Linked DNA regions of Homo sapiens: all the other regions are linked to region 2. Evidence: chromatin loops called from intact Hi-C (ENCODE). Cell type or tissue: heart right ventricle. All regions are shown on one strand. Links, peaks and the distances in the headings refer to the core of each region. The heading gives the core; the rest is flanking DNA. Region 1 has its middle 52 kb from the start of NFIC. Region 2 overlaps CACTIN (cactin, spliceosome C complex subunit). Region 3 holds the start of LOC105372244 (a long non-coding RNA gene). Region 4 overlaps TEKTIP1 (tektin bundle interacting protein 1).

Region 1 (8,108 bases), core at 1,685-6,684, 300 kb before region 2:
TCTCTCTCCATCACTCTCTCTCCATTTCTCCATCTCTCTCTCCATCACTCTCTCATTCTCTCTCCCCCTTCTCCCTCCCTCCTTTCATCTCTCTCTCCCCTTCCCTCCCTCCCTCTCTCCCCCTCCCTCCCTTTATCTCTGTCTCTCCCTCTCTGTCATTCTCTCTCCCTCCCTCTCTCCATCTCTCTCTCTCCCTCTCTCCATCTCTCTCTCCATCTCTCCATCTCTCCCTCTATCTCCCTGTCTCCATCTCTCCATCTCCCTCTCCATATCTCTCTCTCTCTCTCTCTCTCTCTCTCTCTCTCTCTCTCTCTCCCTCTCTCCATCTCTCTCTCCATCTCTCCATCTCTCCCTCTATCTCCCTGTCTCCATCTCTCCATCTCCCTCTCCATATCTCTCTCTCTCTCTCTCTCTCTCTCTCTCTCTCTCTCTCTCTCTCCCTTCCCGTTTGAAGGTTGCCTCCCACATCTGCCTTCCGCCAAGGCCCGGGCTCTGACCCGCCGTCTGAATGCCTGACTCCAACCGCACATCTGTGGGGTAATTGTCTCCTACGACCACAAGGTACTGAGGCAAATTATAGTTACGGGGCGGGGGCCTCCATGTGGGCGAACTGCGTCCGCTGGGCCGGGCTCTGCCGGCCTCAGCTGGGCAGGATGACCGAGGCATGGCCCCACTAGGGTCAGGAAAGCTCACGCCCAGCCCTTCCCCTCGCCCCTCCCCACACACCAGCCAGTCCTTTGCCAGGCCTCCATCTTTAGTGCCAGGATGAAAATGCCTTTTGCAAAAATCAGCAGGAAACTCCAATATTTGCAAAACCCTGACTTTCTATTCATGCATACATTCCTGCATTCAACAGATCTGTTACGGAGCGCCTACTCTGAGCCAGGCACTGTTCCAGGCACTGAGGCCAAAGCAGTGAATGAGACCAACACAATTCTCGGCCCTCCTGAAATCAACACCCCACTGGGGGAGACAGGCAAGAAATAGGGAATAGTCATCAGTGCTTTGAAGAAAAAGCAGGAAAGTGATCTTGGGGGCCCAGGGGAGTTATTTTATTTTATTTTATTTTATTTATTTTATTTTATTTATTTGAGACGGAGTCTCACTCTGTCGCTAGGCTGGAGTGCAATGGCGCGATCTCGGGTCCCTGCAACCTCCGCCTCCTGGGTTCAAGTGATTCTCCTGCCTCAGCCTCCTGAGTAGCTGGGATTACAGATGCATGCCACCACACCCAGCCAAGTTTTGTATTATTAGTAGACACGGGTTTCACCATATTGGCCAGGTTGGTCTCTGTCTCTTGACCTCGTGATCCGCCTGTCTTGGCCTCCCAAAGTACTGGGATTACAGGCTTGAGTTACCACGCCCAGCTATTTTATTTTATTTTTATTTTGAGACAGAGTCTCGCTCTGTCACCCAGGGTGGAGTGCAGTGGCACGATCTTGGCTCACTGCAACCTCTGCCTCCTGGATTCAAACAATCCTCCTGCCTCAGCCTCCCGACTAGCTGGGATTACAGGCGTGCACCACCACGTCCGGCTAATTTTTGTATTTTTAGTAGAGATGGGGTTTTGCCATGTTGGCCAGGCTGGTCTCGAACTCCTGGCCTCAAAGGACCCACCCGCCTCGGCCTCCCAAAGTGCTGGGATTACAGGTGTGAGCCACTGCACCCGGCCAAGCCATTGCTATTAATATCGATGATTCAAATGATAGGGTCTCTCCCATACACCTGCCCTGTCAAGCATCATAGGTGCTTACTGTGTGCACAGCTGAGTCCCAGGGGATGCCGGGGTCCCGGTGAGGGTTCAGACCCGGGCCCTGCCCTCCAGGAGCCCCCCAGGCTGGGGGAGGCTGTACTGGATGCAGACAATCTCAATCCCTTGGGGTTAAGGCTGGGTCTTGTGGGAACCTTCCTATCGAGCAGAATGTGGCTGCTAATCCAGGCTTTTCAGGGTGGAAACTCAGAGCCTGTGGTCCAGACAGTGGGCGTGGCGTGGCTGGGTGTCTCGCCTTCCTCTCTCTGTCTCTCTCCAACCTTCTCCCCATCTCTGTCCCTCCATTTGTCTCTGTGTCTGTTTGCCTTTGTCTCTGTCCTCAAGGGTTGGGGCAATGTCTGGGCTGGGTTTTGACAGATGCATAGGAGTTGCTCAGCGGTGCAAAGAGGAAAGGCATCCCAGGCAGAAGCAAAGGCCCGGAGCTGTAGAAGAACGTGGTGTCATCAGGAAGTGGGACGGTGACATGCATTAGTGAGAGAAGGGGGATGAGTGGGAAGCCGGGTCCAGTCGCCGTCGGGTTCTTATGTTGGAGACCATGAAGGGAGGCCAAGAGAGGAGGGAACCAGCCACAGCTGCACTTTAGGAAGATTCCTCCACGGTGCCGGGGACTGAGCAGAGGAGACGAGACTGGGGTGGCCACGTTCCCCAGCACGCCACCCCGTCCTCAGCCCCAATGACACAGCGAGGCGCCTGGTCCCCATTCATGTCCTGCGCCAGCTGCTCAGCCTCCACTTCCCTCCGAGCACTCGGAGAGGACACAGAAAAGCAGAGGCCAGAGGAGTTCCGGGTGGGCCCTGTCATTGCCATGTCAGAGCTAAGGGGCAGTCCCTCCCCAGGGAAGTTCTTCCTGCAGTCTATCTGCAGTCCCTCCTGCTACCTGCGGGCCAGGACATCCAGCCCCCACATACACACCAGTGACCAGCCCCTTCTCGCCTCACCCGGGCATACACTTCATGCTCCATAAATGCACAGCGACTGTTACATTATGAAACAAAAGGAACCCCCCCACCCCCTACCACCCAAACCCCCCAACTTGTCTCTGCTTGGAGGCCAGGAGAAGGAAGGAGAAGATAAAATAGTGACAGTCACGCCGGGAGCAGTGGCTCGCGCCTGTAGTCCCAGCACTTTGGGAGGCCGAGGCGGGCAGATCACCTGAGGTCAGGAGTTTGAGACCAGCCTGGCCAACATGGCAAAACTCCATCTCTACTAAAAATACAAAAATTAGCCAGGTGTGGTGGCCAGGTGCCTGTAATCCCAGCTACCCGGGAGGCTGTGGCAGGAGAATTGCTTGAACCTGAGAGGCGGAGGTTGCAGTGAGCCGAGATTGCGCCACTGCACTCCAGCCTGGGCAACAAGAGTGAAACTCTGTCTCAAAAAAAAAAAAAAAAGACTTACCCCTCCAGGGTCCCATGAAGACAGCCGAGCCCTGCCCGGAGCTAACGGAGGCCTTGGAGCACGCTCACAGGGGCACCCTCCCGGCTGGCATCTGGGAAGCGGAGGTGGGTGGGTGTTGCGGGGGGGGGGGTCGGTGGGGGGGGGCGTTCCCCCTCCCGCCCCAGGCTGCCGGGTCCTGCGCATCCGTCTGTCCCTGATGGAGGTGGTGGGCAGGCGGGAGAAGCCACGCTCCTTCCGGGGGGCGGGAGGGGGGATTTTCCAATCAGAGTTTGAGCTTCATTCACAAATCCATGGCCCCGTCTGATTGCACCAACGGCTGCTGCACACACACACACACACACACACACACACACACACACACGGCCTGTGACAGCCTCGCCGGGCTGTGGGTGGTCACTTAGTTGAGAGTGGCCTGGTGTGTCTCACATTAACGCATCCCAAGCCCTCCTGCCTCTCTCTCTTCTCTCTTCTCTCCTCTCTCTCTGTCTCTCTTTCTCTCTCTCTCTCTCTCTCTCACTCTCTCGTCTATGCTCTCCAGCTCCCAGTGTCCCCGGCACCCTCCTCCGACTCCCCAGAGAAAAGCTGCTTGTGTGACGGCATCATGGAAGCCGGGTGCCCGGACCTGCCTCCCAGGCGGCCGGCCCAGCCCGCACTCCGGTCCCCATAAGGCGATTCGGGGCCGCCCTCGCCGTCCGCCCCAGCATGGAGGTGCCCGGGCCCCCCGTGTCCAGCAAGCCGGGAGAGACCTCGGTCAAATGGCAACTGTGCTACGACACGACGGCTAAAATGTGGTGGATGGTGAGTGGAGCGGGGCCCGCCGTGGCCCGGGGCCGGGGGCAGGAGGGGGCGGCCGGCCGAGGAGGCTTCTCCAGCCAGGCGTGGTTGGGGGGCGGCGGTGACCCCCCCACTGGGGAGCTGTGAAGTCGGGGAAGGTGGTCAGAGGTGGTGAAACCGAGCCCAGATCATGGAGAGCAGAATAATTCTTGCATCTTCCACCTGGAGACGAGTCCGCGGCTGCCCAGGCACCGCTAAGGGCCCGAAAGTGCCTGTTTCTGTGGCCCACGAGGGCACCAGGGTGGCCGTTCCCTTGGACGGTTTTGCAGAGGATCAGTGGTCCTGGAGATGCTTGTGCTGGGCCCAGGGCCTGTGATGGGATGTTCTGAGGGTGGGGAGGTCTCAGCGGGCTGGGGAGCGTGAGGCCCAGGGACTGGGCTGCTGTGTGACCCCGGCCAAGCCCTCGCCTGCCTCTGTGCCCTGTGGTCCCAGAAAACGGGGTGGACACCCTCCTCGCTCTGGCTGGATGATGGCCAAGGGCCGAGGGAAGGTGGGGTGGGGCTGTCGCCTGCTTTGGCCCAGAGGAGGACTATGGCATCACCCCTAAGATTGGGCACCCTTCCGGAAGCTTCCAGTGGTGGTGGTGGGGGGTGGTTAAGGCCACGTCCCTTGAAACTGGGACCCACCGGATGGGGTAAGAAGCAATTCCGGGGCAGCTCTGTGTGTAAGACAGGGCACAGTTATGGAGCCTGGCTGGGGGCCAGTGTCCACGGCCCTTGGGGTCCGCGCGAGACCGTCACACTGTCCGCCTCTCAGTCCGTCGGTCCATCCAGCTGTCTGGGAGCTGGCCGGTGATCCATGGGGAACTTGAAAACCCGTCAACACAGGTCTGCATCATGCAGATGTGTGTTTCAACCTGGGCTTACTGTGTGACCTTGGGACAGTGGCTCACCCTCTCTGGCCCGCAGGTTCTCCCATCAGGGAAATGATGAGCGGCCTAGACTTCTCGGGTTTCATGGCAGGTGCTCTGTGGGTCGCCAAGGAAAGTTGGGCCTCGAGGTGGGACATGGCACCTCATGACCTGCTGTGACCTCTCATAGCTGCTGTCTCTGGGGTGTGTCTGCTTCAGGTGGGGTCAGAGCCTCTGGGGTCATTTCCTTAGTCTCTGAGCACCAAAGTCTTGGGGTTTACAAGGACAGAGAGACCTTTCCCACAGCCCTGGGGAGTGTCCTGCATTGGTTTCACTTTTCATTCTTCATACAACCAACATTTGAGTACTCGCTGTACCCCAGGCCCCATTTCTCCATACGGGGGACACAGCAGTGACCCAGACAGGAAAAAAAAAGTCCCTGCCTTCTTGGGGCAAATGTCCCAGAGCGGGAGACAGAGGATAAAAATATCTGTGCACAAAGTAGGAGTGAACTACGATTGTAGGAGGAAGCAGTGAGAAGGCGCTGGGGGCCTGAGTGAGCCCAGGCAATCTGGGAGGGCTTTCCTGAGGAGGTGACATCTGACCTGAGACCTGGTGGATGACAGAATTCATTCAGATAAGAGAAATGGGAATAGAGTTCCAGGCATGGGTCGTGGCATGTGGAAAGGCCCTGGGGCAGGACCACATCTGGCCTGTTGGAGGAACAGCGAGGAGGCCTGTGTGGCTGGACCAGAGTGAGGAGGGGGAGAAAGGGAGGAGGAGAGGGCAGGGAAGGGACGGGGCAGGTCACGCAGACCTGATGGCCTCTGGGAGGACTTGGGCTGTGACACCGAGGAAGGTGGGAGCCATGGAGGGCTGCGGGCAGAGGAGGGACGGGACCTATTTTATATTTTTAAAGCTTCCTTGGGCTTCTGTGGGGAGAAAGGGTGGCTGGGGCTGATGTGGCAGCCAGAGACCAGGGGAGGCTGAGGCGGCTTCTAGGCGAGGGATGATGGGGACTTGGAGGTGCAGGGAAGGGAGCAGGTTTCAGATGAAAAAAGGCTGGGACTTGGCAATTAAACTGAAGGCCCAGAGAAGCTGAGTGATTTGCTCAAAGTCACCCAGCAAGTGAAGAACAGAGCTGGGAGTGGGAGAAGGGCCTGAGGTCAGAGGTCAGAGGTGGGGGAGGTGGGGAGCCCTTCCTCATCTCCATCTCCTGGGTCCTTAGCGAGCCAAGCAGAACTGGCAGTTTGAGAAAAGGAGAACATTTCAGTGCAAACTTGAGGTCTTATCAATAGAGGTAGAAGCCCCAGTATAGGGGAGGTTATGGACCCACTCATTAGTCAAGGGGAGGTATCAAACCGGAGTATGTCCAGACAGGGAAAGCGGATAGGGCAGCCTTCAGGGAAAGACTGAGAGACTCAGGGCTTTAGCCCAAGAAAAGAAGATGCCTAGGGGTGGAATTCAGTTCAGCTCTCCAAGCTCTCCCTGACATTTCTCTGGCATTGGCTCAGAGCTGGGTCACCTGCGCCCTCCCACAGGATCAACCACACATTCAGGGGGTTCCCAAACACAAGAGCTGAAGCAGCAGGACCCAAGATTCAGGACTCAAAATCTCCCTAGGCGGGGCTTCCCTAGGGCAGAAGAAGCTAAAGAGGGCAGAGGGCAGAGCCTGGCCTCTGCAGGGATCAGCTTGACCTCTGTAAGTGCTTTCTCCTGAGTGTGTGAAAGGTAATGAGGCATCCGTCACAGGAGGCATGCAAGCCTCTGTTGGTGGAAATTCCATTCTTTTTTTTTTCTTTTTGAGATGAAGTATCACTCTGTTGCCCAGGCTGTAATGCAGTGGCGCGATCTCGGCCCACTGCAACCTCCGCCTCCTGGGTTCAAGCGATTCTCCTGCCTCAGCCTCCCAAGTAGCTGGGATTACAGGCATGCACCACCATGCCTGGTGAATTTTTGTATTTTTAGTAGAGACGAGGTTTCACCATGTTGACCAGGCTGGTCTTGAACTCCTGGCCTCAGGTGATCTGCCCCCTTGGCCTCCCAAAGTGCCGGTATTGCAGGCGTGAGTCACTGTACCCAGCCTCCATTCTTTTTTTTTTTTTTTTTTTTTTTGAGACGGAGTTTTGCTCTTTTCATCCAAGCTGGAGTGCAATGGCACAATCTCGGCTCACCGCAAGCTCCGCCTCCCGGGTTCAAGCAATTCTCCTGCCTCAGCCTCCCAAGTAGCTGGGATTACAGGTGCACGCCATCACGCCCGGCTAATTTTTTGTATTTTTAGTAGAAACAGGGTTTCACCATGTTAGCCAGCACACCACAGGCTGGTGTCGAACTCCTGACCTGGTGGGCTGAGATGATCGCCCACCTCAGCCTCCCAAAGTACTGGGATTACAGGCGTGAGTCACTGCACCCAGCCCCAGCCTCCATTCTTTTAAATAGAGTGGACCAGGTGATTTTCAAAAGATGCTTTTACACTCAGAGCAGCCAGGCTCCCAAGGCGAATGAAGGATCCACGAAGGATTCAAAATGTGGGGCTGGATGGAGAGAGAGGATACTGGGCGGGCGTTCAACCTTAGCCTCTAAATCCCAAGGCAGAGTTAACATCTCCCAGAGCTACAGGAGGCACAGCACAGGGCTCCTGAGACCTTTAGGGCTCATGGAAATATTTCCATTTTAATGTATCGTATAACTATGATAATAATGAATACATGGTTATGCATCCCGTCTGGATTCTATTCATCTGTGTGCCCATGCAGCCATAAAAGATAAATTTGTTTGTTTCTTTCTGAGACAGAGTCTCGCTCTGTCACCCAGGCTGGAGTGCAGTGGCACGATCTTGGCCCACTGTAATCTCTGTCTCCCAAGTTCAAGCGATTCTCCTGCCTCAGCCTCCCGAGTAGCTGGGATTACGGGCGCCCGCCACCACGCCTGGGTAAATTTTGTATTTTTAGTAGAGATGGGTTCTCGCCATGTTGGCCAGGCTGGTCTTGAACTCCTGACCTCAGGTGATCCACCCGCCTCAGTCTCCCAAAGTGCTGGGATTACAGGCATGAGCCACTGCACCCAGCCCATAAAAGATCATTTTAAACAATTCTATTTTTTGTGAAGGAAAGAGCCCACAAAAACAAAAGTTCCCCTGGCCTGGGAAAATCATAAGGTAGCTAAGTTCATCCATTTATCTGTTCATTCATTCCAAGAACAAGTCATGGCAGGGCAGTCGCTCACAACTTTAATCCTAACACTTTGGAAGGCTGAGAT
Region 2 (8,108 bases), core at 1,890-6,889:
CCCCTTGAACACCGACTGCACATCAGAGCTGACGGAGGCGTTGACCCCCTCGCGGCGCTCACCTGCAGCGGGGTGGGGGCATGGGGGGGCGGTTCCACATTTCCTACGTGCTCCTCCACCCCATCAGGGCCTCCTCCCCTGCCATGGGGGGGTCCCCCTCCCCTCCTCTTCCCCCACAGGGGTCCCATCCAGTCCCGCCACCTCCCTGGTCTCAGGTTGTCCCCACCCTGGCCACAGCGGAGGGGAGGGGGTGGGCGGAGGTTGGGAGCCACGTTAAGATGCAGTTGCTGAGGCCTTGACCTGGAGGCCCAGGCCCCCAGCGTGGGGGAGGCCAGGACTGGCCCTGAGAATGCCCCTCCCCAGGTGAGTCTGATATGTGGGTCTGGGAACCCTAGTTGTGGGCCCGGCCCACCAACCTGGCCCAACTCTGCCCTGGCCTTGGGCAGTCCATGAGGGGGTTGGGGGGTGTGCTCGGTAGCCAGGCTCTCTGGAATTCAGATCTTCTCTGCCAGCCTGGGCTGTGTGACTGTGGGCAAGTGGCCTGCCCTTTCTGGGCCTTAGTTTCCCTCTGTGAAGCCTAGCAAAGAAGGCCACCCTGCTGGCCCCTGGGGAAGTCCTGGGCCCGCCCCAGGACAAACAGCTCCCCACCGCCGCCCCCCATCCTACATGGAGTCTGTCTGGCATCTACCACTGGCCCAGGGGCCCGAGGCTCAAGTCCCTCCTCGATAGACGGGGAGGCTGCTGAGGGCGGGAGTGGGGTGCTGGGAGGCTGGAGCCTAGCCTGACTCCGCGTGCTCTGCCCCACACCACGTGGCATCCCGGCGGCCTCAGTGCTGCTCTCAGGCCACTTCCACCCACCCCGCTGGGTCTGGCCTCACCTCGCAACCCTGCCCCTTGCTGCCCATGCCGAACCCCTGCCACCTCTGGGCCTTTGCACGCACTGTGCTTCCTGCCAGCTACCCATCCTTCTCTGTCCCATTCGCTTCCTGAATTCCTCGCATCCTCCATGCTCAGTGAGAACATCCCTTCCGCCAGGAAGCCCTCCCTGACCATCCAGCGATGGCAGCTTCCCGAGGCGGGCAATGGGGCTGGCTGCTGCTGTTCCCTGTGCCATGCTGGGCCCACAGGGAGCTTGGTGCATAGCTGCTGGTGACACACTGGGCGGGGGTGACCAGTGCAGGCACCCTGCTCGAGACCTGCCTTCTCCAGTCCCCGCTGGCGGACAGAGGGTCAAGAGGCCCACACCTACACCACAGGGGACTGGATAGAGTCTAGACGGACCCGAGTCCCCTCCAGCCAATCACCTGGGACCCTGGAATCGGCACCCAGAGCTGCAGCCCCTTTGCTGGGCGCTAAGTGGCACTGGAATCCGTGGCAGCCCCAGCCAAGCACAGCGCGGCCGTGCCCAGACAGGCGGGGCTACCACGAACACTGAAACCCAAGCAGAAGAGCCCAGCCGCGAGGCTCCCAGGAAGCCAGGCCAGGTGCCGCCAGGTCAGCGTCTATAGAAAGCCGGGTCTGGACATGCTGCTGCATGTCTGGATGCCTCCCGAATGCCCACAAGGGGGCCCGGGGGTTTAGGGGGTCCCAGCAGCTGCTAGAGGCTGGGGGTGCAGGCCAAGGGCCCTGGGGCTGCGTGGGGGAAAGGCCAGGCCCTACACAGGGTGGGAGGCTAATGAAGCTGAGCTGGGATGACACCCGTTTTCTACTGCACAACCTCCTGTAGGGTTAGAACTTCCTAGAAAAAGCTAGGTGCACCAAAATCTCACAAGTCACCACTAAAGAACTTATTCATGTAAACGGCCGGGCACGATGGCTCACGCCTGTAATCCCAGCACTTTTGGAGGCTGAGGTGGGTGGATCACGAGGTCAGGAGATCAAGACCATCTTGGCCAACATCGTGAAACCCTGTCTCTACTAAAATACAAAAAATTAGCCAGGTGTGGTGGTAGGTGCCTGTAATCCCAGCTACTTGGGAGGCTGAGGCAGGGGAATTGCTTGAACCCAGGAGGCAGAGGTTGCAGTGACCTGAGAACACACCACTGCACTCCAGCCTGGCAAGAGAGCAAGACACCGTCTCAAAAAACAAAAAAACTTATTCATGTAACCAAACACCACCTGTTCCCCAATAACCTACAGAAATAATAAAAAAACTTTAATTTTGTAAAAATTAAAAAGAAAAAGCATGCAGTCACTCATGCCTTTAATCCTAGCCCTTCTGGAGGTGAGGCAGGAGGATTGCTTGAGGCCAGGAGTTCAAGACTAGCCTGGGCAACACAGTGAGACCCCATCTCTACAAAAAATTTTCAGAAGTGGCTGGGCACAGTGGCTCACTTCTGTAATCCCAGCACTTTGGGAGGCTGAGGTGGGAGGATCATGAGGTCAAGAGATTGAGACCATCCTGGCCAACATGGTGAAACCCTGTCTCCTTAAAAATACAAAAATTAGCTGGGCGTGATGGCGCGCGTCTGTAATCCCAGCTACTTGGGCAGCTGAGGCAGGAGAATCGCTTGAATCTGGGAGGCAGAGGTCACAGTGAGCAGAGATCGCACCACTGCACTCCAGCCTGGTGACAGAGTGAGACTCCTTCTCAAAAAATAAAATAGCTGGGTGTGATGGTGAGCGCCTGTAGTCCCAGCTTCTAGGGAGGCTGAGGTGGGAGGATCACCTGAACCCAGGAAGTCGAGGCTACAGTGAGCCTTGATCGCGCCACTCAACTCTCGCCTGGGCGACAGAGCGAGACCTTGTCTCTGAAAAATGAAAAGTAAAAGGAAAACCCCAATTAATTTAAGAAGATCCAGGACAGGGGCTCTGTGGGTCTCCAGGGGGACAGCAAAGTCAAGACCCCTCGGTTCCCTACTCCTGGAAACCATGTTGAAAGGAGAATCAGAAACAAACTCCCTCGGAAGACACCAAAGCCACCTGGGGTCCCCAACTGTAACGCGTGAGGGGAAAGGAGGGCTGAGCGACGTGGTGGAGGCAGAAGGCCATGGAAGGGATGGGAGAGGCCGGGGCCTAGGGCAGTGGGGCACGCTGGAAACGCCTCCCAGGCTTATAGGAGAGGCCGGGCCCAGGGCAACGCTGGAAACGCCTCCCAGTCTTACAGGAGAGGGCGGGGCCTAGGGCAACGCTGGAAACGCCTCCCAGGCTTCCTGCAGCCGGTGGGTAGGGTCTGCGGCTTCTGAAGGAAAATGTACTGCACCCAGAAGTCTTTGCCCAGCCCCGCTGCCACCAGCAGGAGCACACCAAGACCCTTAACGGACACACCTCTGATGCTGGAGAACTGCCCTGCCTCTCTGAGGTTACGGGAGAATGTGCCCCACGGAGGAGACCACTGGAGGGACAGGATGGCTGAGTGAACTCCACCTCCGGGGAACACAAAGCTCCACTGAAAAAGAGGAAAGCCACAGGCTCTTTCCTAGGAAGGACCTGCCACAGACCACGCTGAGGGCTGCAAATGACACTGACCCAGCCTCCTGGGATCCTCGGCCACCATGATGGCACCCAAGGCCTGAGAGGGAGGGCAGGGGAAGGACCGGGTCTATCGACAGGGATGCGTGGCCCATGAGAGCCAGGCACTGTTACAGCAGCCGCTGGGGCGTGGATTTTGGCGGGGAGGGGGCAGGGCTGCTGTGGTTGGCTTTTAGACCGGGGGGGGGGGGGGTCTCATCTAGGGCAATTCTGCCCCCAGGGGACTCTGGGCAACGTCTGGGGACATCTGCGGTTGTCAGGACTAGGGGTGCTCCTGACCCTGGGTGGAGGCCAGGGACGTTGCTCAGCACCCAGCAGTGTCCAGGACGGCCCCACCCTAGGGAACGGCCCAGCCCGCATGTCCGCAGTGCTCAGGGTAGACGCTTTAGAGCATCCCCGGTGACCATGTGTGTGCAACCACACGGAGGGGGGGGAAACGTGATTTTAAAAGCCCATCAGGTTGGAGGGGCACGAACTGACGCACGGGACAGGTAGCGCCCTGAAGCTGGGCTGCACGGCCTTCAGGCCAGGTGGAGCGAGACTTGCTGTCAAACAGGCAGAGCCACTGAGAGCACTGAAACCTGAGCGGAAAGCCCCGTGGCTCCCATAAGGCCGGCACCGCCGAGTCAGCGTTAACGGGACGCTGGGTCTGGACGCTGCTGGCCCTGCACCCCAGACAGAGGCCCGCCCCACTCATCCCTCCCAGGGCCTACTGCCCGCTGCTGCCCCCTGGTGGCTCGGCCCAGAAGGGGAGGCCCCAGTTGGGGAAACCGAGGCCTGCAGAGAGCACCAGGCCCCACAGCAAGTCTGAGGCTTCTGGGTGAACACTGTAGCCCCCGCAGCTCCCCTGGAGCCCAGGCCCATGCCCGCCGTTACCTGGCCCCTTGCCCGAGGCCTCCAGCTTGCGGAGCTTGGAGATCTCGTCCTCGGTGATGGTGGTCATGTCCCGCCAGAAGTCGGCGTTCTTGCCCTGCTCCAGCTCCATGTAGACCTGGGGGCAGGGGGCAGGGGTCAGGACACGGGTGTGGCTGGGGTGGGGGTGAGGGTGCAGGTCAGAGGAGCATCGGGTGGGGCTGGGTACCTGGATATCCTCCAGCAGGTCCTCCATGTCGGCCACGGTGAGGCCGTTGAGGAACGTGTAGGGCTCATGCATCTCCACGGCCAGATCGTCATCCTCAGCGCTGATGTACTTGGCCAGCAGGTCGATGGGCTTGGCCCGCCCGTCCCGGATGCGGATCTTGGAACTGTGGGGAGCAGGGGAAGGTGGCATCAGAGCCTGGGCTGTGCCCTCCATGCTAAAGACCCTGCCCTTGGGGTGACCACACCAGTGGGAGCCGAGGAGGGGCCTGACCCGTTGGGGGTGGTCAGGGAAGGCTTCCTGGAGGAGGAGGAGGAGGAGGCATAAGGTAGAGTGAGCCGGGTCAGCCAAAGGGCGCAGGCCAGCAGTGCAGACAAAGTGCAAGCAGCGTGGACCCGGAGGTGGGCCAGGTGGGAGGGGCTTCCTGGAGGGCCTCTGGGATGTGCCCAGGATGGCGGCTTCTATGTGGGCTGTGATGGGGAAGAGTGGAGGAGCTGAAGCAGAGGCAGGCTGGGGGACCAGAGTAGTCACTGCCTTGCAACCACCTCCTCCCCCAGGCAGACCACTCGGGGCAGAGAGCCGGGTTTCTGTTCTGGGCCTGCAGGGGGGTACGCGTTGCAGGCGGGCCCTGGTCCAACCCAAGGGAACCCGTCACCAGGGAGGCCCGAGCTGGGAGGAGCCTGATGTCACCCGCCACGGGGCCCAAGGCAAGCAGGGACACCCCGGAGCCTCAGCTTGTCTGTAAACCAGGCGGATGGGGGTGCCACCCTCCTGGGTGGAGTGTGGGAGGGACAACTGCAGTCAGTGCAGGACTGGCGTCCAGCATGCGTGGGGTGCCGTTCACCTGGGCCCGTCTCCTCTGCACCCTGCCCAGCAGGGGAGGGCAGGAGACAGAAGCCTTGCCGCCCGGGAAGGGGTCAGGAAGGGAAGGTCCCAGGAAGTGCCGTGTGGGACCCTGAAGGGTGGGAGAGCAGTGGCTTCCAGAGTGACAGCCAGTGCCCGGCCCTGGCTCCAAGTCTGGGTCGGAGGGAGGGGGAGGCCCCAGCGCACCGCAGCTTGGCCTGCTGGAGGTGGAAGTTGTCCTCCTGCTCCTCCCATGTCTTGAAGTGCTCTGCCTCCTTCTCGCGCTGCAGCATCTCCAGCTCCTGCTCGCGCATGGCCTTCTCCCGCTCCCGCTCCAGCCGCAGCTGCTTCACCTGCAGGCACAGGAGGCTGAGGGCAGCGGGGACCGTGCGGTCTGCAGGGCTGCGGGGGGAGGGGCTGTGATGATGGGGGCCCAGCCTTCACCCAGCTGCCCTGGGCACAGGGATTGGTCCGGAGATGCCTGGGCTGGTGGACAGACCTTGGGAAGGGAGAGGGCCCTCCTGCCCGAGACTCAGCAGCTCAGATCAGCTGGGGCCCTCTCGGCCACCCTGAAGGGAGCATGTGGGAGTGAAGGCCCGAGGCCAGCAGAGCCGAGAGGTGGAGGGAAACAGTTTCCTGGGGCCATGGTCTGAGCCCCTGGATCCAGCCTTACCTGAAGCCAGCCCCCAGGACTTCCCACTTAAGCCCCTCAAGTCCTGCCAAAGGGGGCGGGCCTCCAGGCCCTGGAAAGGGAGGGCCCTGCCCAGTGGGCTGGCAGGGTGCCTACCTTCTGCAGCTCCAGCCGGTTGTCCTCCTGGATCCTCTTGTTCCGCTCCTTCAGCTCCTTCTCCTCCAGGTGGCTGATCCCCTTCTTCTCCAGGGCCTGGAAGCACCAGGCACACCTGCCCTGAGCACAGACCCGCCCCCTCGCCCCCCTCCTCAGCTCCTTCGTCCAAGAGATTGACCAGGGCCCTTGTTTTGCAGAGAGAGGTGACCTGCCAGCACTGCACGTCTTCCACCCCCTCCTTAACACTCCTGAAACCCAGTGCATCCAATTCAGTGCAGACATGGAGCCCCCACTGGGAGTGAGATGTATGCAAAGGGTAAGAAGGGGCTACCCCAACTCTCAACAGGAGGGCCTCACTCGGGGCCGCCCCAACTCCCAACAGGAGGGCCTTGCTCGGGGCCACCCCAGCCCCCAACAGAAGAGCCTTGCTCGGGGCCTGCTGACTCGCTTTACCCGGGAGTCTGAGTGCTTCGGACGTGAAGGCCACGCCCTCAGCAAGTCAGGGTCCCCCACTGCACGTGGGACAGGGCAGGAACAGTGAGTGGGGGCAGCAGCAGCTCTGAAAGCAAACCTGTGGGGTCATGGGGCCCCGCCCACACAGCGGGGCACAGGGGTGGCCACTGATGGGCTTGTCCCAGCCTGGAGACCCTCAAAGCTGGCTTCTTCCAGCAGCTGTCTGAGAGCCTGGCGCGGAGCCCCCACTTCCCGACCACCTTCCTCAGGCTCCCGGTGCCCCGTCGCCATGAGGGGGTTCCAGGAACCCCTGCCGCCCAGAACTTGCCTCCAGGGACACAGGCTGCCTGGCTGGGGACCACCCCCAGACACCCGGGCCACTCTGTGGTCTATCCAACCCAGCCTGGGGCCGCTTCCACAGGCGTCAACGATGACCACATCTTCCTCCTCCATGGCTGCCCGCCCAGAGCTCACGGTGGTGCCCAGCACACCGCAGGTGCACAGCACATGGTGGCGATGAAGTGCCAGGCAGCAGTGTGTGCCTCAATAAAGAACTCTGGGGGGTCTGGGGAGCAAGGGGCCAGGAAGGGGTCTCTCAAGAGGGGATGTGTCAGTTGAGGCCTGACGGAAGAGAACAGCCGGGGAAGGGGCAGAGCATGTCCAGGCAGGGGCGCGGCAGTGTGAGGGCCCCGAGGCGGAAGGAGCTCGTTGTGTTCTCAGACGACATCGGGCAGAAGCCACCTGGAGACCCCACAGCTCCCAACTGCGCAACCGGCGAGCAGGTGCAGTCGGCCCAGCCCACACGTTGCCTGCTCCACCCCCTCCACAAGTGGATGCTGCTTCAGATGAGCTGTGTCCCCCACAGGCACATCCCCGTCTGAACCCCTGCAGCTGTAATCATGACCCCATGTGAAATGAGGTCTTGGCCAGGTATGGTGGCTGACACCTGTAATCCCAGCATATTGGGAGGCCAAGGCGGGCAGATCACTTGAGGTCAGGAGTTCGAGACCAGCCTGACCAACATGGTTAAACTCTGTCTACTAAAAATACAAAAATTAGCTGAGTGTGGTGGCACCCGCCTGTAATTCCAGCTACTTGGGAGGCTGGGGCAGGGGAATCACTTGAACCCAGGAAGCGGAGGTTGCAGTGAGCCGAGATTGCGCCTTTGCATTCTAGTCTGGGCAACAGAGTGAGACTCCATCTCAAAAAAAAAAAAAAAAAAAAAGTGATGAGGTCTTGCAGACGTAGGTAAGATGAGGTCATCCTGGAGGTGGCGGGCCCTCATCCAATGCCTGGTGTCCTCATGGGAAGAGGAACATTTACACACAGACACACAGAGCAGAAGGCCGTATGGAGACAGAGACGGGAAGGCAGACCGCCACACAACACAGGAACAGGCCGGGTTCTGCGGCTGCAAGCCAGGGAGGGCCCAGGAATCACCGGCCATGACTGGAGCTGGGAGAGGCAGGAGGGGCC
Region 3 (8,108 bases), core at 1,455-6,454, 310 kb before region 2:
ACCACACTCAGCCTGGTTTAAGCATTTTATATGACTCAACTCATTTAACCCGCCCCAACTCCCTGAGGTATGTTCTGTTAATAGTATCCCCACTTTACAAGTTAATTAAAGCCCAGAAAGGTTAAGGGACCTGCCTGAGGCTGCACAGCAGTACTTGAACCCTGGCTCTCTGGCATTCTCTTAGCTGCTGTGTAGTGGCCCAAAATCAAATGTATTAGATTAGAATTCAGGTTATTGTTTGAAATAGGCCAATTTAAGCTTTTAAAATTTAACCCAATGTTGTTAAACATTTAGAATGTGCACCCTTAAAAATACACCAATTCTGGGCACAGTGGCTCACGCCTGTAATCCCAGCACTTTGGGAGGCCAAGGCAGGCAGATCACTTGAGGTCAGGAGGTTCGAGACCAGTCTGGCCAAACATGGTGAAACCCCATCTCTATTAAAAATATAAAAATTAGCTGGGCACGGTGGCTCACACCTGTAATCCCAGCACTTTGGGAGGCTGACACGGGTGGATCATGAGGTCAGGAGATCGCGACCATCCTGGCTAACACGGTGAAACCCTGTCTCTACCAAAAATACAAAAATTGGCCGGGCGTGGTGGCAGGTGACTGTAGTCCCAGCTACTCGGGAGGCTGAGGCAGGAGAATGGCGTGAACCTGGGAGGCGGAGCTTGCAGTGAGCTGAGATCATGCCACTGCACTTCAGCCTGGGTGACACAGCAAGACTCCATCTCAAAAAATAAATAAATAAGTAAGCCAGGCATGGTGGTGGGCACCTGTAATCCCAGCTACTTGGGAGGCTGAGGCAGGAGAATCTCTTGCACCTGTGAGGTGGAGTTTGCATTGAGCCAAGATTGTGCCATTGCACTCCAGCCTGGACAACAGAGCAAGACTCCATCTCAAATAAATAAATAAATATTAAAAAATAAAAATAAAATACACCAATTCCGCCACTGAGTGTCTCCTTAAGAATGAGCAAGGATGTGCTTAGGACAGAGGAACACTAGCTATGCTATAAGTGCTCATCTGAGGCATAGGCTAAGTGACATGCAGGGTGCATTAGTTAGGTGTTGCTGCATAACAATTTACCCATCCCCCAGTCTGTCAGCTTAAAACATACATTATTATCTGACCTACACCATTTCTGTTGATCAGGAGTCCAGGACTGATTTAGCTGGGTGGTTCTGGCTCAGGGTCTCATGAGATTGCAAACTGTCAGCAGCCAAGTCTGTCACATCTGAAGGTTCGACTGGGGCTGGAGGAGCCACTCCTACTCTGGCTCCCTCATGTGGCTGTTGGTGGGAGGCCTCAGCTCTTTGCCACGTGTGAATCTCCATAGTGCTACTTGAGCATCCTTACAACATGGTGGCTGGTTTTTCCTGGAGTGTGATCCAAAAGAGAGAGACAGAGAGAGAGAGACTGCACTGACTTTTTGTTTGTTTGTTTTGAGACAGGGTCTCGCTCTGTTGCCCAGGCTGAAGTGCAGTGGCACCATCCTAGCTCAGTCCAGTCTTGAAATCCTGGGCTCAAGAGATCCCTCTGAGTAGCTGGGTCTACAAATGTGTGCGTCACCATGCCCAGTTTATTATTTTACTTTTTGGAGTGGCGGGGTCTCACTCTATTGCCCAGGCTGGTCTCGAACTCCTGGGCTCAAGCAAGCCTCCCCGCTGGGCCTCCCAAAGTGCTGGGATTACAGGCGTGAGCCACTGTGCCCACTGCAAACATTTACTCTTCACAACTCTGGTAGCTTCCTTTTCCCCAGAGCATGCTACAGCCACACAGTAAAGCCTTACGTCTATTGAGCACCTGCTATGTGCAGCTTGTGATCAACTCTTTTTGTCCTCACCACAACCAACCAACAACGTAGGTTTCTATTATAATTCTCACTTTGCCGATGAGAAAACGGAGGGGCAGGTTTGTGGAGAGGAAAACCCAAGGCCACACAGTTGGTATGTGGTGGAGCCAGGATTTGAAACTGCGACCCGTTAACTCCTGCCTCGGTTCCCCTCCCTTCTCATTCACTGCAGGGATCACAGTTATAACCCCCTGCTTATGTATGCGCTGGCTTGTTTGATGTCTGTCTACCCAACATAACCTGGCGGGTTTCATGACAGGATGGTATGAGTGCACAGTAAGTGTGTTTGGCTTTGTTTTAATGTTATGGGGTTTTTTTTTTTTAATTATTTACTTATTTTGAAAGAGAGTCTCACTCTGTCACCCAGGCTGGAGTGCAGTGGTGCGGTATCAGTTCACTGCCACCTCCACCTGTTGGGTTCAAGCAATTCTGCTGCCTAAGCCTCCCGAGTAGCTGAAAATACAGGCATGGGTCACCATGCCCAGCTAATTTTTGTGTGTGTATGTGTGTGTGTGTGTGTGTGTGTGTGTGTGTGTGTGTATTTTTAGTAGAGATGGAGTTTCCCCATGTTGGCCAGATTGGTCTCGAACCCCTGACCTCAGCTGATCCACCCGCCTCAGCCTCCCAAATGCTGGAATTACAGGCTTGAGCCGCCACGCCCAGCCTGTTTTTATGTTGAGACAGGGTCTCCCTCTGTCACTCAGGCTGGAATGCAGTGGCACAATCATAGCTCACTGAAGTCTCCAACTCCGGGGCTCAAGCAATCTTCCTGCTTCAGCCTCCCAAGTACCTGGGACTACAGATGCATACCATCACACCTGGCTAATTTTTTTCAGTATTTTTTGTAGAGACGGGGACTAGTTATGTTGCCCAGGCTGGTCTCAAACTCCTGGGCTCAAGCGATCCTCCTGCCTTGGCCTCCCAAAGTGCTGGGATTACAGGCATGAGCCCTTACACCTGGCTGAATTTTGTTTTTCTGTTCCCTGTTGCCTAGCACATGATACCTGCTTACCATTAATAAATGCACTAAAAACACAATGGTTGAGTTTAGAACCAGACTGTCCCAGGTTTGAAACCGGTTTATAACATTGAATGGCTGTGTGTCCTTGAGCCAGCAGCTGAATCCTCTGGGGACCAGTTTTTCTCTCTCTCTCTGGAAAACGAGGCCAATCCAGCTCACAAAGCGTTAATATGTATAAAGTCCTTCCTGGCCCGGAGAAAGCACTGCAGAAGCTTTAAAATAAATCAGCCCTTAAAAATTCACTTTCCGGCTGGGTGCGGTGGCTCACGCCTGTAATCCCAGCACTTTGGGAGGCCAAAGCGGGCGGATCACTTGAGATCAGGAGTTCGAGACCAGCCTGGACAAAATGGCAACCCCCCCCTCCAACTCTACTAAAAATGCAAAAATTAGCCGGGTGTGGTGGTGCGCACCTGTAATCTCAGCTACTCGAGAGGCTGAGGCAGGAGAATCGCTTGAACCCGGGAGGCGGCGGTTGCAGTGAGCCGAGTTCCCGCCACTGCACTCCAGCTTGGGCGACAGAATGAGACTTTTTTTTAAAATTACTTTCCGGATGCTTTCGCTCCAGCGACCAGCAGGGGGCAGCAAAAACCCATGCCTTCTTTCAGGCTCTGTGCCTTGGCTTGAAATGTGCAAGATTTATTGAGCTCGGAGGGAGACTGTGAGGGGACTCCCTGGCTTCTCTCCTGGGACGCAAAAGTTGCCCCGTGCAAACTTTCTAGCCTGCAAGGTCGGCCCCGCTCCTCCTCCCCTTTTCTCTCCAGTAACTGAATGTGGTTTGGCTGCCAGGCCTTTGCACGTGCGGTTTCCCTAGCCTGGAACACTCTGTTCCCACCCTGGAGGTCGGAGATGCTGGGTTGGGATGGAGACACCCGTGACCTGCTAGGCCCAGGGCATGGCGTTAGCAAAGGTGGGGGTAGAAGTAGGAATTACTGGCCGGGCGCGGTGGCTCACGCCTGTAATCCCAGCACTTCGGGAGGCCGAGGTGAGTGGATCACCTGAGGACGGGAGTTCGAGACTAGCCAGACCAACATGGAGAAACCCCGTCTCTACTGAAAATACAAAATTAGTCGGGTGTGGTGGTGCATGCCTGTAATCCCAGCTACTAAGGAGGCTGAGGCCGGAGAATCGCTTGAACCTGGGAGGCGGAGGTTGCGGTGAGCCGAGATTGCGCCACTGCACTCCAGCCTGGGCGACAAGAGTGAAACGCCGTCTAAAAAAAAAAAAAAAAAAAAAAAAAAAAAGTAGGAATTACCTAGGTCCGAGTTAGAAAACAGAGAGCCCCTCAACTGTGGCCTCGAAACCACACAGAGGACTGAAGCAGGATGTGTGGGGGTAAAACTGAGGGCCAAATAGGAGCTGAGTCCCGACCAAGGGAGCTGGAGTTCCTCACCTCTGGGTCCTCAATATTTGCTGATTGACTTAAGACATGCATGCCCTTAAGCCTTGCATTCTCTCTCCAAGCTTCAGTTTCCTCATCTGTAAGACGGGGCTCATGAGATATATATATATATATGTGTGTGTGTGTGTGTGTGTGTATATATATATATACACATACATATGTGTGTATATACATATAATGTATATGTGTGTATATATGTATATATACGTGTGTATGTGTGTGTGTGTGTGTATACACATAATTTTTGGTTGGTTGTTTGAGACGGAGTCTCACTCTGTCACCCAGGCTGGAGTGCAGTGGCGCGATCTCAGTTCACTGCAACCTCCGCCTCCCAGGTTCAAGAGATTCTGCTGCCTCAGCCTCCCGAGTAGCTGGGATTACAGGTGCGCGCCACCACACCCGGCTAATTTTTGTATTTTTAATAGAGACAGGGTTTCACCATATTGGTCAGGCTGGTCTCGAATCCCTGACCTCTTGATCCGCCCGCCTCGGCCTTCCTGATCCAACCGCCTCGGCCTCCCAAAGTGCTGGGATTACAGGCGTGAGCCACCACGCCCGGCCTGGGCTCAGGTTATTATGCAAACATCCAGAACTGGGCAGATCAAGATGAATGATACCAATGATACTATCACATTATAGGCAAAATAGGACCTTCTCCCCGGTCAGAAAAGTGAACTCTCAGGCATCACTCCTACTGGAATCCAGAGTCAATAAACATTTATGAAGCACCTACTGGGTACTAGGAGCTGTTGTAGAAAGGTACTGGGGAGAAGGCAGGGAACGAAATGTACAAAAATTCTGACCACGTCCATAGTCCCTGGCCCCGCCCCACTACTTGCCCCAACCCTCACAGGAACAGTTTCCAGCCCCGCCCCCAGCCCCGCCTCCTCTCCACCCCCTCACTTTTCTGAACCTACCAGAGCGAGGTGAAGGGTGAGAGTAATCTACATATTCATGAGGGATCAGCCAATCCACAGCCTGAACTCGGATTTGTCTTCAGAGCCTAGCTGATTGTGACGTCAAGAGTGATGCATTACGTAGCCGGGCGCCGTGGCTCATGCCTGTAATCCCAGCACTTTGGGAAGCCGCGGAGGGCAGATCACCCGAGGTCAGGAGTTCAAGATCAGCCTGGCCAATATGGTGAAACCCCGTCTCTACTAAAAATACAAAAATTAGCCGGGTGTGGTGGCGAGTGCCTGTAATCCCAACTACTCAGGAGGCTGAGGCAGGAGGATCGCTTGAATCCAGAAGGCGGAGGTGGCAGTGAGTGGAGATCGTGCCACTGCACTCCAGCCTGGGCCACAGAGCCAGACTCCGTCTCAAAAAAAATAATAATAATAATAAAGTGATGCATTGCGTGATTTTTAAAGGTGCAGCAACCTCTCATGGTCTCAGTTTGCATATCCGTAAAGTACAGGTTGGGGCGTGCGGGACATAGAAACCAGCGCAGTACGATGACGCTGAAATCGCTTTGCCACCTTGGGTGAAATTCAGGGATACGTTTTGAGCGTTCACTACATGTCAGACACTTTACTCCAGCGGGGGCTCCGGAGTTCCTGCTTAGAATGGGAGCTTCAGCACCGGGGGTCGCGGACAGCTCCCGGCTCTGGTCGCAGGGGCTCCCATGCAGGATGACTGGGGACAAGGGTCTGAGCTTTCTCTGCCTGTCTGTCCTCCATCAAAGCCTCAAATGAACTCAGCCCTAATCTCTGACAGCTAAGGGGTTGCTAGTCAGGACAACACTCTGTCCTTGGTCCCCAATCCTGCTCCTCCCTCGTCGTCTGCATCTCAGCTGATGGCAGTTCCATTCTTTTTTTTTTTTTTTTTGAGACGGAGTCTCGCTCTGTCGCCCAGGCTAGAGTGCAGTGGCGCGATCTCGGCTCACTGCAAGCTCCGCCTCCCGGGTTCACACCATTCTCCTGCCTCAGCCTCCCGAGTAGCTGGGACTACAGGTGCCTGCCACCACGCCTGGCTAATTTTTTGTATTTTTAGTAGAGACGGGGTTTCACCGTGTTAGCCAGGATGGTCTCGATCTCCTGACCTCGTGATCCGCCTGCCTCGGCCGCCCAAAGTGCTGGGATTATAGGCGTGAGCCACCGCGCCCGGCCCGGCAGTTCCATTCTTCCGGGTGCTGGAGCCGAATATCAACGCTATCCTGGATCTTTTGTTTCTTGCTCAACTCCAATCTATCAGCAGGTCCTGTCGCCCCTGCCCTCACTATTCCATCCTCAAACGCTCACTTCTTCCTGTTCCTCTGCCTGGGTCCAGCCCCATCGTTGCCCACCTGGACCTGGCGCAGTTGCCTCTGCCTTGGTCCTAGGCTCCACCCTCTGCCACACAGTCTGTCCTCCCTGCAGCAGCCACCAGAGGGGGGCTGTGAGCACCCGAGTTAGGGCCTGTCCCTCCTCTGCCTACAGCACTCCAAGGCTCCCACCTTCCTCTGGGTCAAAGCCTCCCTGTGACCTATAAGGCTGGCAAGACCTTCCCTGTGTTAGCCAGGATGGTCTCGATCTCCTAACCTCGTGATCTGCCTGCCTCAGCCTCCCAAAGTGCTGGGATTACAGGCGTGAGCCACCACGCCCAGCCAATTTTCTGCATTTTGAATATATGTCTGGGTATGTCTCTTAGAGGATATTTATTCTGTTTGGTGTTTTCTGAGCCTCATGGATCTGTGAAAATTATTGGCTATTCTCTGAAAACAATCAGCTGCCCTAGTCTTCCTTCTCCTGTGGGATTCCAATTACACCTGTGTTAGATCACTTGCTCTTCACCTGCAGCTCTTGGATGCTCTTAACCTGTCTTTAACACCTCTCTAATTCTTGCTTTTCTTTTTTTACAAACAGAGCAGGCTTCAGGCTTGATGTTTGGTTAGACTATGATAAGGTTGAGGAGGTTTTTGTTGCATTTATCTTTGGACCTGCCCTCAATTCACGGCAGACTGTAGTGCGGGGGAGGCGTTATTCTTTTCTCTTTAAATATATCTAAGTCTTTTAAAACAAACAGTTTGATCCAAAGAAAAATCTTCACTAATACTTGGACACAGATAAAACGAGAAGGGTGGTCTGTGAGTGACAGCATTGAGAGGCTGCCCTAATCTGGCTTGTTGGTTTTTCAGCTAGGGAAACTGAGGCATGGAGTGGGTAAAGACTTGTAGACCAGGCCGGGTGTGGTGGCTCACACCTGTAATCCCAGCACTCTGGGAGGCCGAGGCAAGTGGATCACCTGAGGTCAGGAGTTTGAGACCAGCCTGGCCAACATGGCGAAACCCCATCTCTACTGAAAATACAAAATTAGCCGGGCGTGGCAGCAGGTGCCTGTAATCCCAGCTACTTGGGAGGCTGAGGCAGGAGAATTGTTTGAACCTGGGAGGTGGAGGGTGCGGTGAGCTGAGATCGCACCATTGCACTCCAGCCTAGGCATCAAGAGTGAAACTCCATCTAAAAAACAAAAAAAGACGTGTAGACCTGGGCCTTCTGTCCTTGGTACGGGGGGACAGGAACCGGGGTTGGGGGTGTGGTGCAGATGGAGGATCCTCACGAAGATCCAGGTGCTGGCCCAGCGCAGCAGCTGCTGCAGTTTTGATCACTGGGCTGACCCTCTTGGGCCTCAGTTCTCAGAGTGGAAAATGTGGCTGGTCAATCGGGTGTCTCTGGTGGGGGCATAGGCTGTGCTACACAGTGGACGGTCCACAGCCCACCCCGTTGACTGTGCACGGCTGGGTGGCTTGTCTTTCCCATCTGTCTTTCTCACTGTCTCTCTCTCTCCCTAACTCTCTCCCTCTCTGTCTCATTATCTCTGTATCTCTGTCTTTCTCTATCACTGTTTCCCTC
Region 4 (5,000 bases), core at 1-5,000, 74 kb before region 2:
GTGAGGTTCTCCTGATCTTGAAATTGCCTTTCTAGTGGAAAAGCCGAGTCTATGTGGGGTCCCTCAAACAGGCTCTGTAACTGACCAGGCTACTCCCATGTTCTGTGGGCACCTGGGAGTCTAGTCAGGATTTAAGCAGAGTTCCTGCCATGAGAGCTGGAACCGGGCTTTCCGTGCAGGGCAGATGAGATTGTTTTGAACCCTGCTAGACTGTCTTGGGGCCAGCAACCTTGTTTTCTGGGATGACTTCCTTGGGACATATTCCCAAGAGCAAGGTCAAAGCATAAAACATCTTTGAGTCTCTTGTCTTTTTGTTTTTGAGACAGAGTCTCACTCTGTTGCCCAGGCTGGAGTGCAAGGGCACGATCTCAGCTTACTGCAAACTCCACTTCCTGGGTTCAAGCGATTCTCCTGCCTCAGCCTCCTGAGTAGCTGGGATTACAGGTGCCCCCCGCCCCCACACCATGCCTGGCTTAATTTTCGTATTTTTAGTAGAGATGGGGTTTTACCATGCTGGCCAGGCTGGTCTCGAACTCCTGACCTCAAGTGATCCACCTGCCTCAGCCTCCCAAAGTGCTGGGTTTACAAGCGTGAGCCACACACCTGGCCTAGTGGGTCCCCCAGTCTTCCCTGGGCCATGGCTTAGTGCCAGCCCCAGACCACTTCTTCCTGGTGCACCTCCAGGCCAGGGGGGCTTCCCAGAGGAAGGGACTTGTGGGTCTTGGAGGCTGGACAAGGACTGTAGGAATCCAGGAGTAGCCAGGGCCCTTGTCCTCTCCCCTCCCTCTTCTCCAGGCAAGAAAAGCTGAGAACAGAAAGGTTTAGTGCTGACTTGGGTGCTTGGGGTGCGATGTGTGGGGAGAGGGGGAGTCAGCCTCTCTCCTCAAGCACCCACTCTGGGGTGAGGGGTACAGGGCTGAAGGACAGACTCCAAGTGGCGAGGGAGGGAGACCCCACGCCGTGGGCCAGGCCTCTACATCATCCACCCTGGCAGACATCGCAAAGGGGTCAAAGCACTCGCTGTAGACATGGGCTCAGTCTCTGCCCCCTGCCCACCCTCAGCGATGACTACCTGTCCCTGGAGGGTTCCCGCTGGCCACCAGCCATCAGGCAGGCCACACGCTGGAAGTACACGCCCATGGGACGGGACGCAGCCGGCCAGCTGTGGTACACAGGCCTGACCAACTCGGACGCCTGGGAAGCCTGGTACAACCTGCCACGGGCCCCGGCCAGCCCCTTCCGCGAGGCCTACAACCGCTGGCACAGCTGCTACCAACACCGTGAGTGCAGCATGCCATCGGGTGAGTGCCCCCCCCCCCGCCCTGGGCAGCGGGCCTGCCAGAGGGGGACAGGAATGACCGCCAGCCCCCGCCCCACCGCAGCCTACACCCAGCACCTGCGGGAGACCGCCTGGCATGACCCCATCGTCCCTGCCCAGTACCAGGCCCCCAGCACCCGGTGGGGGAGCGCGCTGTGGAAAGACAGGCCAATCCGGGGCAAGGAATACGGTGAGGCTAGGTGCAGGGTGGGTCCTTGGGAGGCCAGGGGGACAAGGCCACCTAGGCCAGGGTGAAACTGCCCGGGGCGATCCAGGAGCCCCTTGCTGGCCAACGGCGAGGAGGTGGGGGCACATGGTGACCCGAGTCCCACCTACAGTGCTCAACAGGAACCGGTACGGGGTGGAGCCACTGTGGAGGGCATCAGACTACGTGCCCTCCCTGTCGGCACCCCAGCGCCCGCCCGGCACCACCCAGAACTACCGGGAGTGGGTCCTGGAACCATACTGCCCCTCCACCTGCCAGCGGTCCCCGCCTTCCCTCACACCCACTCCCCGATAAAGGCATGCTACCAGGATGCACCCACTGTCTCTGCACCCAGATGAGGGGGCACTAACCTAGTCCCAGGGGACCAGAGGCTCGGGACAGAGGCAGACACTGGGCTCGCTGGCCGCCCACAACCAGGGCAGGGCTGAGATGCCCAGGCTACCCCTGCCCAGAGCCCCCCCGCAGGCAGACAGGAGCCAGGCTGCCGTCATCTCTTTATTTGCTGCCAGCAGAGTCCACCAAGCCTGCCGGGCAGCCCTGCTGCCCACCACGGTGGGGTCCAGGCCCAGCCCACCACCCCGTGGCTGTCTCCTCCAGGCTCCAGCCGTCCTGAGGGGGCCCTGGCAGTGTCTGGAGACCCCCAGGCTGGAGGTGAGGGGTGAACTGGACTGAGCTCAGGGTTAGGGTTCCCCCAGACCCTTCTGGGATTCCTACTTCCTGTTCCCTGCCGAGAGGGGCACCCCAAATCCTCCAGAGGGCTGGGATGGATTAGAGTTGAGAATGGGACACCCTCAAAACCCAGGGGGTCCTTGCAAGTCCCTGGCGGGCATCCCTGCTGCCCTCACCCGACCCCACCCCCGGGAGCTGGGTGAGGATGGAGGGTGGGGGTCCAGAGAAGAGTGAGGGGCAGTGGGGGCTTTTCCCCAAGGCCCTGGGGGGCATCCTCGTGCGTCCCCACAGTTCCCTTGCACAGGTGCAGGAGGCTGTCAGGAGTCAGGGCCGGGCATCACGGTCCCCTGCAAGGGAGGGGTGGAAATGGCATTAGAGAGTGTGGGTCAGTGTCTGGGGAGGGAGGGGTGGGCCAGGACTCACAGCGTCGCAGGCGGGTCGGCCACAGCAGGAGGCTACAGAGACACAGGGCAGCGGCCACGCCCACGCCGCCCGTCACAGCCACCATCGCCCAGTGGTAAAAGCTCACGCAGGCCCTGCAGCAGAGCTCTGAGCTGTGGGAGGAGGCGGGGGATGAGTAGGCACCGCGGGTACCACCCCCCCGCCACCCAAGCTGAACCTGTGCCTCCCCTCACCCCCGACAGCGGCTCCGTCCTGTCCAATCCAGGAGCTGGGGGCCCTGCCACTCCCTCCCTCCTGTCCCACACCCAACAGCTCGGCCAGTCCTGTGGGCCCTGCTTCCAGCATCCATGCCAAATCCACCATGTCTCCCCTTCCCTGTCTCCTCATGGTCCAGCCCCAGCATGGCCCGCCTGCACCCGCCCCGGTCCCAGGCTGCAACTTCTCCCCCAGCAGCTGTCCTCCCGGCAGCAACCACCAGAGGGCGTCTGTGAGCGCCTGGGTCAGGGCCTGTCCCTCTTCTGCCCACAGCTCTCTGTGAGTCCCACTGTCCTCAGGGTCAAATCCCCTAAGTCCTCCCCATGGCCCACCAGGCCCTGCACGACCTGCCCTCCCCTCCTCCCTCTACTCCAGCCACACAGGCCTCCTCCCTGTTCTTCCAACACAACATGCCAGGTGTGGTCCTGCCCCAGGGCTTTGGCACTACTTGTCCCTCCCCATTGGCCTGGAATGCTCTGACATCCTGCAGGTGTCAGGGCCACGTCACCTCCTCCAAGAAGCCCTCCCTGGCTTCCTGCCCTGGCTGTCCAGGTTTCTCTGAGCGTTCACCTTTACACACCACCCACGCCGGTACCAACCACATGTTCACCTCTGTGACTATTAACACGGCTGGCTCTGCCCCAGGCCCAGACCGGCTGTGGTTTCCAGGCCCTGGGCCTCTACAGGCGTGAATGCTGTGATGCTGTGGTCTAGAACCATCCATGTCTGAACCCTGAGTTCTGTGGGTCTGGGTTACACGGACTCGGGGCTCCCTTCCAGCTGGGCCCACCCCCGATATATTTCTGTACGGTGTCTTCAGCACTGCACACATGGACCCAACGTTTGTTGAGTGAATAAACGAAGTGCTCAGTGGAAGAAAGGAAAGGTCTCCCCTGCCTATGACTCCCATTGGGGCAGGTGTCTTTGGTCCACAGCTGGATGCCCAGACCCAGAACACTGCTGGACACACAGCAGGCGCTTAATCCCCTCTTACTGAACAAAAGAATGAATGAACGAACAGCGGCACTCACGGGCAAGGGTGCAGGCTCTGGATGGCCATGACTGCCAGCCCATTGGCCACCTTATCCAAGAAGCTCATGGAGCCGTACACGAACGCTCCGCTGTTCTGTGGAGACACAGGCGAGGTGGTCAGCGTGCACCCCGAGATCTAGGACCCGGCCTCCCCCACCCCAGCCTGGCTACCAGCCCTACCGTGTGGGGACCGATGAGGTCGGCCGTCATGGCCAGCGAGGTGACGAGGATGGTGGCACAGCCAGCACCCAGCAGCACAGCCGCTGCGTACACGGCCACACCCAGTCCCTCCGCCAGCGCCACCCAGGCGGCAAAGGCCAGGATCACCAGGAGGCCTGAGAAGTAGGTCATCTGCAGGGACAGCCCCGGGGTCAGGCCCACACCACTGGGTGCCCCCAAGCCTGGCGCTTCAATCCGCCACCCCTACCCCCAACCCCAGCAAACAAGGCATGAGCTGGATGGTCCCTAAGGAGCCCTGGCTCTGGCCCTGGACACAACACCGAGGCTCTGCAGATCCTCCATGCCAGAGCTGTGCTCTCTGTCCACGCCGTAGCGGCTGGAGACGTGTGGCTATTCTGCCTGAGCGCAGGTCAGTTACAACGAAAGCAAACGACGGACTCGGCTCAGTCCCCACGGCCACATTTCAAGCCCTCAGTAGCTGCACAGGGTGGACAGAAAGCGCCAGAGCTCCATGGCTGCGAGTGTATAAACTCGAGACACAGAGAAGCCAGGATCCTAGAATTCCTTGTTCCCAGATCTGGGGCTTTTTTTTTCTGGAGACAAGAGTCTCGCTGTGTCGCCCAGGCTGGAGTGCAGTGGTGTGATCTCATCTCACTGCAAGCTCCGCCTCCCGGGTTCACGCCATTCTCCTGCCTCAGCCTCCCGAATAGCTGGGACTACAGGCACCCGCCACCAACGCCCGGCTAATTTTGTTTTTGTATCTTTAGTAGAGACGGGGTTTCACCGTGTTAGCCAGGATGGTCTCGATCTCCTGACCTCGTGATCCGCCCGCCTCGGCCTCCCAAAGTGCTGGGATTACAGGCGTGAGCCACCGTGCCCGGCCTAGATCTGGGGCTTCTACAAGGCGGGAACTCGGAG

Evidence for each region. Hi-C counts contacts between places; a loop is a spot of excess contacts. Peaks named below come from ENCODE experiments on the same cell type or tissue, not always from the same donor. Only the 100,000 strongest peaks of a DNase experiment are listed, where the experiment ranks them.
Region 1: it touches region 2 in a loop (3-fold over the local background); 24 of 110 quality-filtered maps call a loop at or near these places.
Region 3: a loop joins it to region 2, with 6 times the contacts of the local background. A loop is called at or near these places in 20 of 110 quality-filtered maps.
Region 4: it touches region 2 in a loop (10-fold over the local background); 86 of 110 quality-filtered maps call a loop at or near these places.

Annotation. Positions count from the first base shown.
Region 1 is chr19:3,310,893-3,319,000 of GRCh38, forward strand. No RefSeq gene overlaps it. Among named protein-coding and RNA genes, the nearest start is that of NFIC, 52 kb to the right of the region's middle. In heart right ventricle, for the core only: no CTCF peak of the experiment used is centred there; no DNase peak of the experiment used is centred there; H3K27me3 peaks cover 4,334 bases.
Region 2 is chr19:3,614,528-3,622,635 of GRCh38, forward strand. CACTIN (cactin, spliceosome C complex subunit) reads right to left here. Exons shown (of 10, transcript NM_001080543.2): 3 at 6,180-6,275; 4 at 5,600-5,745; 5 at 4,553-4,715; 6 at 4,348-4,462; 7 at 1-62. Among named protein-coding and RNA genes, the nearest start is that of CACTIN, 8.2 kb to the right of the region's middle. RefSeq lists an enhancer at 3,518-4,390. In heart right ventricle, for the core only: CTCF peaks have their summits at 4,208 (motif pointing left) and 4,410; a DNase peak (open chromatin) is centred at 4,155; H3K4me3 peaks cover 1,533 bases; H3K27ac peaks cover 1,679 bases.
Region 3 is chr19:3,301,654-3,309,761 of GRCh38, forward strand. LOC105372244 (a long non-coding RNA gene) reads right to left here and starts at 5,249. Exons shown (of 3, transcript NR_187753.1): 1 at 5,196-5,249; 2 at 1,143-1,382. In heart right ventricle, for the core only: CTCF peaks have their summits at 3,454 (motif pointing right) and 3,665; a DNase peak (open chromatin) is centred at 3,448; H3K27me3 peaks cover 1,873 bases.
Region 4 is chr19:3,542,173-3,547,172 of GRCh38, forward strand. It overlaps TEKTIP1 (tektin bundle interacting protein 1), which reads left to right. Exons shown (of 4, transcript NM_001135580.2): 2 at 1,063-1,301; 3 at 1,383-1,508; 4 at 1,657-1,858. The coding sequence ends at 1,838. MFSD12 (major facilitator superfamily domain containing 12) reads right to left here. Exons shown (of 10, transcript NM_174983.5): 7 at 4,083-4,253; 8 at 3,902-3,996; 9 at 2,637-2,767; 10 at 2,027-2,560. The coding sequence ends at 2,538. Among named protein-coding and RNA genes, the nearest start is that of TEKTIP1, 5.5 kb to the left of the region's middle. RefSeq lists an enhancer at 741-885 and a cis regulatory region at 813. In heart right ventricle, for the core only: CTCF peaks have their summits at 3,084 (motif pointing right) and 3,296; a DNase peak (open chromatin) is centred at 3,089; H3K27ac peaks cover 742 bases.